Linked DNA regions of Homo sapiens: region 1 is linked to region 2. The links are chromatin loops, found by intact Hi-C in ENCODE. Cell type or tissue: mammary epithelial cell. All regions are shown on one strand. Links, peaks and the distances in the headings refer to the core of each region. The heading gives the core; the rest is flanking DNA. Region 1 has its middle 130 kb from the start of PROS1. Region 2 overlaps NSUN3 (NOP2/Sun RNA methyltransferase 3).

Region 1 (4,411 bases), core at 323-4,322, 230 kb after region 2:
AGGCATGGTAGTTGCAAATTCCAAGCATTTCCTGTTCTCTGCTTATGCTGGCAGAGATGCTTCACTAGCTCAAGGCCCTTCTTCAAAGAGGATGGCTGGAGTGGCATCCAGAACTGTGGCAGAATAAATTTTTTTTATGCCGCGAAGTTTGTGGTAATGTGTTACAGTCGCCATGGGAATCACACAGCGACCATGCCTTTTTATTAAAGAATCAGCAGGCAAAAAACTGCTTTCTCAAATTGCTCACAACTTTCTAAATGCTTCATCTCAAATTCTATACCAAATTCCATCATGATTTTTAGATCTTTTTTTAAATATTAATAAATTTTTAGAACGTGTCATCCTTGCACAGGGGCCACACTAATCTCTGTATCATTCTAATTTTAGTATATGCACTGCCAAGGCAAACACTAAATCATTCTTTGAGTAGCACTATACACTTATATCTACAGAATGCATACCCTTTTTTTGTGTAAACTATCTCAAATGAGTTTCTGTACTTGCAGTCAAAAGAATATTGACTAAGATTGCTTCCATTCTTCCTTCTCCCTAGAAAACAGACTTGTATTTATGAAGCTGACCAGTGCTCCTTCCTTGATGTTGCCTGTAGCTAGATCTTCTGGTTGTCCATCATATCTTCATGAGGGTTAAAAATTTAGGACACTTTCATTTGTAGCCCTATCATAAGCAACTTCCAAGACACTCGTGTTGAACCACATGTAATAATGGTGACTAAATTCAATTTTTCCCGGATTGGCAGGCAATTAAATAATGTGTAGACTGGTCTTAATCGTGGACCTATCTCTTTTCATTATTAAGTCTTTTAAGAGTGTCAAAATTTGGCTAGGCTTCTACCTGTTTTAATATGTCTATTTACTGAGTTTGTTTTGTTTTCCATAATAGAAACTCATAACCAAAAAAAGTGCATATCTAATCTTTAGATTGGATAATCTTCATTTCTACTCAATACATTTTTTCTTTCTTCATTAAAATATTTACTTATTAGTTCTTTTTCTCTCATATACAAATATCTTTCTTTCCTACTAAAGGTCATGAGAGAAAAGTTATTTTATATGACCATTATAAACTCATGAACATGCAGGAAGTCACTGTATTAAATGGAAGAAAGTTATAAAATTAGTGATAATTTAAGACCAAAATTTAGACTGATAGTTACGTTTAGGCTGATTTTATATTTGTTGATAACTTTTTATGTTTCATCTAATAAGAAATTTGTGGTGAGTGTTCAATAAAAAAGGGAAAGAAGGAAAGTAAATTAGGATTTTGTCTCATAAAATTTGTTGGTGTATTTAAATCTTACATGCTGAGATAATATTTTGAAAGGCATTTGGCATTTCTTGAAACAATACATAAAGATATGAGAGTTGAAATGATATTTCTCTCTCTAAAACTATCAGTTGAAGGTAGAAAATTCATTAGCTCATCTGATACTTTCTAAGGTGAAAGAAGTCATTAATAGAATTATGCTTCCCTGTAGTTCTTGCTATATTTAAATGTTGAAAAGGTTTTATTTCTGGAAAACAATTTAAGGGCTTTACAATATAAGAACTTTTGTATTTAAATCCAGAATTACTCTTTTATCAAATAGAGCTTTTGATTTTCATGTTCTGACTGGAAGAAAGATTTTAATTTATAAGATATGAATCCATTAAATAATTTCATCATGATTACGATTTGAATGATTACACCCACCCTCAGTATTAGAGATGATACTAAAAATTAAGTAGAAGGGAGTTGGACCTCATTTGATTTTGTACTCTTGAAGACAGATGAAATTATCTAAACGAGAAAAGTATGATCTTGTGCTGTGTGTTTAACGTTTCCAATTTAAATTGCTTTGACTTCCCCTGTATCTGCACTTATATTTGTCCATTTATGCACACAGCTTTTTTTAGTTGCATTAAAAAGGCACTACAGTTATAAAATATCATTTTAACTGTAACTTGTGATTTTGGAAAAAGTTATATAAATAACACAACTTCGAACTTTTGATAGATCTTCTATATGAAATATCCAGAATATTAAACAGGAAATAAATATTATTTGCTCCCTGTGGTTTTATCAGCTAGATTGACTTGGTTCTGACTTCAAACACACACTGCCTGGGTCCTCTGGTAAATAAAAGTGCTTGGGTTTACATCTATGGTATATTCCAGCTAACTCTTTTGCTAAGCTCTTTTTGGCAAGATGAAGGCTATCAGCATGAACCAAAACAAATAGCACAGTCTTTTTTTTTTTCCTTGACTTTTCATACCATTTCAAATAAGCTGATGTGTGCTGGATTGACCACACGATGGCAGTACATGAATGTCTTATAAATGAAAGCAAAGTAAAATGACTCTTCAGACTGCGCAATGACCGAAAGTATCCTCTTAAAACACGAATGTGGCCGGTCCCGGTGGCTCATGCCTGTAATCCCAGCAATTTGGGAGGCCGAAGCGGGCGGATCACGAGGCCGGGAGTTCGAAATCATCCTGGCCAACATGGTGAAACCCCCGTCTCTACTAAAAATACAAAAATTAGCGCCGAGTATGGTGGCGGGTGCTTGTAATCCGAGCTACTTGGGAGCCTGCGGCAGGAGAATTGCTTGAACTCAGGAGGAGGAGGTTTCCGTGAGCCTAGATCCTGCCACTGCACTCCAGCCTGGGTGACAGAGCAGGACTCCGTCTCGAAAAATAAATAAATAAATAAATAAATAAATAAACCCCACGAATGCGTCCCTATTCCATGGAACATCTTTCGTATTGAAAATATTGTCAATTTATGTCCTTAATATTGAGATTTTCCCTTTCACCACAGACTGATAGAATTGTTACTATTCAGTGAAAGCAGGTATATGTTAAAGACATTGCTTTGGCTTTATTTTAATTGAAAGAATGGCCAGGCTATATATAATTATATATTATAATATATATATATATTATATATAGCCAGGCTATATATAATTATATATTATAATCAGTAGGCATAAAGTAGCTATATAATATATATAGCCAGGCTATATATAATTATATATTATAATCAGTAGGCATAAAGTAGCATTAACCCCTCACTAACTTATACAGCTCTTGCAAAAATAATAATTTCTATAGTGTTTTTCCACTCATTATTAATGCTCAAGACATCCTTCAGAGGTTACTAATAAACTAAATAACTATTTTAATGATGAAAAATGTAACCTAGATATTAAAATTTCAAGACAAGTGGAAAATCATGGGAGTTATCTTTTAGAAGGGGACAGTTTTCAGGTCAGTGGTTATACTCCTATCAACCAAAGTGAAATAAAATCAATAGATAGGAGTATGCATATTTTAAAAGAGAAATGAGGCAACAGAAAGTAAATAAGATGTATTTGATTAGTTATAAAAGAGTTAAATCTTGTAATCTATACTGTACTCATGACATGTAGGGACAGAAAATATTTATTCTTATTATTTGTACATTTTTCATGGCACCTTATTTCTTTTTATTGTTGTGTTTTCAAGCAGCTTGTTCAAGTTTTCAAAAATGCTTCAGTTAGTTCTGCCTGTGACAGGTATTCATACTGTCCAAGAATTCATTCTATGGGGAAAATATTTCTACCAGTTTTTTGAGGTTTCCCTTTGAATAATAGAAATTCCAAATATCTATATAATCTAAGTACACCATCTTGCTCTTCTACATTACTTTTGCTTATCTTAAACATACCCAAGCCGAGTTGCATACCCTGTCTTCATTGTTTGACCCTACTTGACATTATGTGTTTCCTGAGCCTTTTTGGGAAAATCAGTTATTGAAACAAATTCCTGTAGTTACAAAAAAATCTTCTGGCATTTGAAAACTAAGCACAGAACTCCTAGTTGTCCTGTGGATGCTTCTGAGAATGGACTATCGATCTGTTTCCCTTTACTACCTTACTTGTATGCATAAACTATACCGTACGCAGAATCACAGAGCTTGTCTATTAAAATAAGGAAATGTTGTCTATTCTAATTTTATCTTTGGATTAGTCTGTTCTCTGTTTAGATTGCTCCCTTAAATCACTTGTGTGTGCAAAAGTAAAAGCTACAGAGAAAGGACTCATAGAAAATTTTACCCTTCCTCTTATCTCCTTTCTCTGCCTCATTCAACCTTTCATTTCCTTTTCTCTCTCCTCTCTTCTCCCTTTTTCTTAAATTGGAATTCTAGTTTCTCAAAGACAGATGAGAATTATAGGAAATACAGGAGGAAATGCACTATTATCAAATTACAACCTCAAGGGATACAGTAATAAACATCAATCTGAAGTTATTTGGGAATAGATTGCATGGTTATTATAGACACATGCAAACTGTATGTAAATAAACTTGTGACCCACTTACATATTGATCTTGGAAGTCATACCTCACTTCTTAAATGCTGCTTAGTCTGA
Region 2 (4,411 bases), core at 290-4,289:
CAAGGTCAGTGACCTGCAAATTTGCTAGTGCACCACTGATATCATTTTGAAAAAAAACACATTTTAAGTTGACATTAAAATCTCACCATATGTTTAAAGGATGCAATTTCCAGCATACTGTAAAAATTGACATTTTAAAATACAAATTATACTGCCTTTAGTATGTGCCCAGTGGAAACTAAATATCATAATGATTTTGATACCCATCATCATCCATTTAAAAATTCATAGACTGACTCATCTTTAACAGGTGGAAATTTTATGCTGCTCGTTTTCCTCTTTTATTTACATTCTACTTCATATAACTTCATCTTAATATATTTTCATGCTTGAAATCTTTTTATCACCCTATCATGCTTCTCTAGCCCCCACATATACACATGTGTATGTACTAAATTTGTTTTTCCTGTGGTCTTAAATCTCTAAGTGTTAAAATGGTAACTTCTGGATTCAGGGATCAATAATATTATTAGTACAAAACCGATCAAAACAACTTATAAAAGTAAAAATTGGTAAGAAATGGATACTTAATGAAATGAGCTTTTGTTTCCATATATCCATAAATGAATATTACTTCTTACTATAATAAAATCAGTCAGGATTCAACATCATTTTTATGCCTATTTTGTGTTTTTTATAAAAGCTGAGAAAAACCTTCAGTTAAATAAGTGGATGAGAATTAAATATATTTTGTTATAGCAATGTTTCTTACTTTGAATTCTTTTGGAGTTATATCCCCAAATCACTTAGCAACCTATCATCAAAAATGTCTTAAATGAATTGATAGCTGACATCTCAATCAAGGCTCCTTTACTTTTGTTGAAAGCAAAACTTGGAAACCACCTGACTTGTCAGAGAATCTGTTAGTCATTTGCTTTCTCACACTGACACTCCAATAGTTTCTGGCATATGGAGGTTTTGAATACCTGGAGGAACATAGCATAGAAGCCAGAATGGTGCAAGTGTGCCTTTCTTTTTGTGAAAAGGGTGAAGGGAAATTGGAGAAAGGCAGGTTGGGAAAGGAGAATATGTGCCCCCTTATGTACAGAGGGGCAGAGTAATTTTCTGAAAGAGAATACATGAAAGTTGAGGATGTGAAAACTGACTGCGGTCACTTGCCTGAGCCTACATACCCCCTTGAAAAGTCTTTCTATTTCTCACTCATTGTTGCTCCTCCCTCCAACATGCTAAGTCTGTTTTGTCTTCTTTTTTTTAGAGACAAGGTCTCACTCTGTCACCCAGGCTGGCGTACAGCTGTGCGATCATGGCTCAGTGAAGCCTCGACCTCCTGGACTCAAGCGATCCTCCTACCTCAGTCTCCCAAGTAGTTGCGCCTACAGGCACGCACCACCACACCCAGCTAATTGCTTATTTTTTCTAGAGATGAGGTCTTGCTATATTGCCCATGCTGGTCTTGAACTCTTGTCCTCAAGCAATCTTCCCGCCCTCAAGCAAATCTCCTGCCTTGGCCTCCCAAAGTGCTGGAATTACAGGTGTGAGCCATCGTATATTATCTTCTTGTCAACATTCATTCATTCTCTAAAAATACACCGTCTGTCAACTATAGGCTAGGCACATCTATTTACTGATAATGATATAAAATAAGCTTAAATTCCTAAGAAACAAAAGAAAAATAAATTCCTAAGAAACAAAAGAAAAATTCCTAAGAAACAAAAGAAAAATATTAAAACTGACCAAAAAAAAATTAAGTAAAACTAGACAGATGGTACACAAGAATAACTGAATTTTGAGAAACAGTTAATGAAGCTAAACTAATATATCACACTGTGTGTCACCCTGCCTGCTTACCCATTTCCCTAACTCATTTATATGGGAGCCTTGACTTATTTTTCTCCTTGGCTAAGTGCCTGGGGCCTAAATCCTGGAGTAAATGAATAAAATTGGAGTTCTGATTCAAGGCTCTCTGAACTACTTACTATTTTAACAAAATTAAAGCATTAAAAAATTAAAAGCTAGTTAAGTTAAAATTTTGCAAAACTGTATAATGTATCATTTCGATAATGTTTATTATTTGATAGTATAATTTTCATTCAACTTTTCTGTGACTTTATTCTTTTTTCCTACTACTCTACTCTCCACCCTACCTTCCGTCCTAGTGACGAAGATGAAAAATATCATTTAATCTAGAAATTGTTAAACACAATTAATATAACCCTGTAGATTACAGAACCTATTTAAATTTCCATAGCTAAAAAAGAGAAATTCCTTGATTTAGTGCTATTATTATCCACTAGAGGGTGCTCATTCAACTCTTTTAAAAGTTAGAAATGAAAAACAAATCAATTTATGGAAATGCACCAAAGTATGTTTTTGAGTCATTTTATTTTTACTCCTCAGAGATGCTAACGAAGAGCTGATGGCTTCCTATTCTATTTTGGCAATGGATCTTCCTTGTATCTCACAGAAGGGCAATTTATGTCCAGATTTGTTATTCACTGTACCTCAGATAGGAAATCCTTTGCGTTTCTGGTGGAACATCAAAAGGCTAAAAATCCTGAACATAAGAGTCCTTCATACTACGGGATCTGAGCATACATTTGGAAGGATGCAACTCTGGACCCTTCACAGCAGCACAGATGGTATAGGAAAAGGCGTGGACTTTTAAGTCACAGGACTGAATTTGCCACAACTACAAGATACCTATCAATTGTTCTAACCTCTGACTTTAAAGTGTCTAAAAGTTACTTCTTCACAGAGATTTGCACAGATTAAGGCTGAAAATGTGTGTAAAGCCAACATATAGGACAATATAGAAATCTAGATACTGGTTCATTTCTCTCTTTCTTAACCACCTCAGTCTACATCCTTCACAGATTATGGTAATATTATCAGGTTGTGTGTGTGTATGTGTGTGTGTGTGTGTGTGTGTATTTTTTTTTCCTCTCTGTATGTGAACTCTCGGTCAGTGAGGAGAGTGTCCAAAAAAAAAAAGATGTTGCAGACAGTTCAGACTTATATGGTCTGTTTGTTTTGCTTTCTATAAAGTACATGTAAAATTTCCACAGTTAATAAATATTTCTAATTAATGCTTATATTAATCATACATTTATTAAGTATCCATTAATTATCCAATTAATCATACATGTATTTGAGGGCAGGATATATACAGTCCATTTTTGTATTCTCAGTGCTTAGCACAATGCCTAGTACACAAACACTGACAAAACTGGGAATAAGCAGAAGACTTGCCCAAGTCTCAAGGTATTGGTTCTTCAAAACCCTCCCTTGTCAGGAAAAAGATAAGCAAGTTAGTAAATTATGACGATAAAACCTTGAAAGAATCACAATAGCTCTATCAACAAAATGCAATGGATACACGAAGGGCAAAACTAATTTTGCCAAGGGACATACAGAAGGCTTGATGAAGTGGTTAATCATAGTAACAAAAATAATGCTAATGCATATGAAGTCCTTACTATACGTCAAACAACATTCCATTCACATTGTATATACACAAATTCATTTTATCTTCCCAAATGATTATATGAAATAGATACTATTTTTTCCCCATTTTACAGACGAGGACAATGGAGCACAGAGATATTAACTCACCTAGGTCATATGCTACAAGATGCAGAGGTGGGATTTGAACCCACACTACTGCACAGAGGGAGAAGGGAAAAAGGCATTCCTAGCAGAAGAACAGCATAGCCAGTCCCAAAGGCATGAAGGAGCCTGCCCAGAAAGATAAGATTTTTAGTCCAAACATAATACTGCAGACTTCTGGGGAGCAAAGGTTTGTACTCAAGGTGTGACACAATGGAATTTGGTAGCACCGAGAAACAGCATGACAGAGTGGGTACAACAAACTCTCAAGGCTCTTCAAAGTGTTAGATGTGTATACTTGGGCAAGTTAAAGTGTGAGATGTGTATACTTGGGCAAGTTACTTAACCTCTGTGTGCCTCAGCTTTCCTATATATAAATGGAAATAACTATTTCAGAGGGTTGTACATAGGATTGTTATTATTCATAAAGTGATTACAACATTGACTGGTACATAGTGCCATAAAAGTGGTTGCTAAAATAAGCAAACAGGTAAGTACTAAACATGGCTGTTGCAATATGCCAGATAAGAGATTGGGAAGGTCTAAGTGAATGGCAGCAGTAGAGAATTTTTTTAAAAAGATCCAAATTAAAAGGGGGCAGGGTAGTTGAGTCTCAAAGACAACTCTCACTTCTGACACCAATTACAAGTTCAGGGATTCCAAGGATGACTCTCAGGTTTGATTATTCACTGGGACACAACCGAACTCACTGAAAGCTGTTATAATCACAGTTATAGTCACAGTTTATTATAATGAAAGCATACAGATTAAAAACAATCACAGGAAGAGACTCATAGTGCAGAATTCACAACAATTCAAAGCATGAAGCTTCCAGCTGTCCTCT

Evidence for each region. Hi-C counts contacts between places; a loop is a spot of excess contacts. Peaks named below come from ENCODE experiments on the same cell type or tissue, not always from the same donor. Only the 100,000 strongest peaks of a DNase experiment are listed, where the experiment ranks them.
Region 1: it touches region 2 in a loop (7-fold over the local background); 10 of 110 quality-filtered maps call a loop at or near these places.

What each region holds. Positions count from the first base shown.
Region 1 is chr3:93,839,764-93,844,174 of GRCh38, reverse strand. It overlaps the pseudogene RNU6-488P. Among named protein-coding and RNA genes, the nearest start is that of PROS1, 130 kb to the left of the region's middle. In mammary epithelial cell, for the core only: a CTCF peak has its summit at 2,284 (motif pointing right); a DNase peak (open chromatin) is centred at 2,394; H3K4me3 peaks cover 370 bases; H3K27ac peaks cover 738 bases.
Region 2 is chr3:94,067,265-94,071,675 of GRCh38, reverse strand. The region is part of intron 2 of NSUN3 (NOP2/Sun RNA methyltransferase 3); the gene reads right to left. Among named protein-coding and RNA genes, the nearest start is that of NSUN3, 6.4 kb to the right of the region's middle. In mammary epithelial cell, for the core only: a CTCF peak has its summit at 2,248 (motif pointing right); no DNase peak of the experiment used is centred there.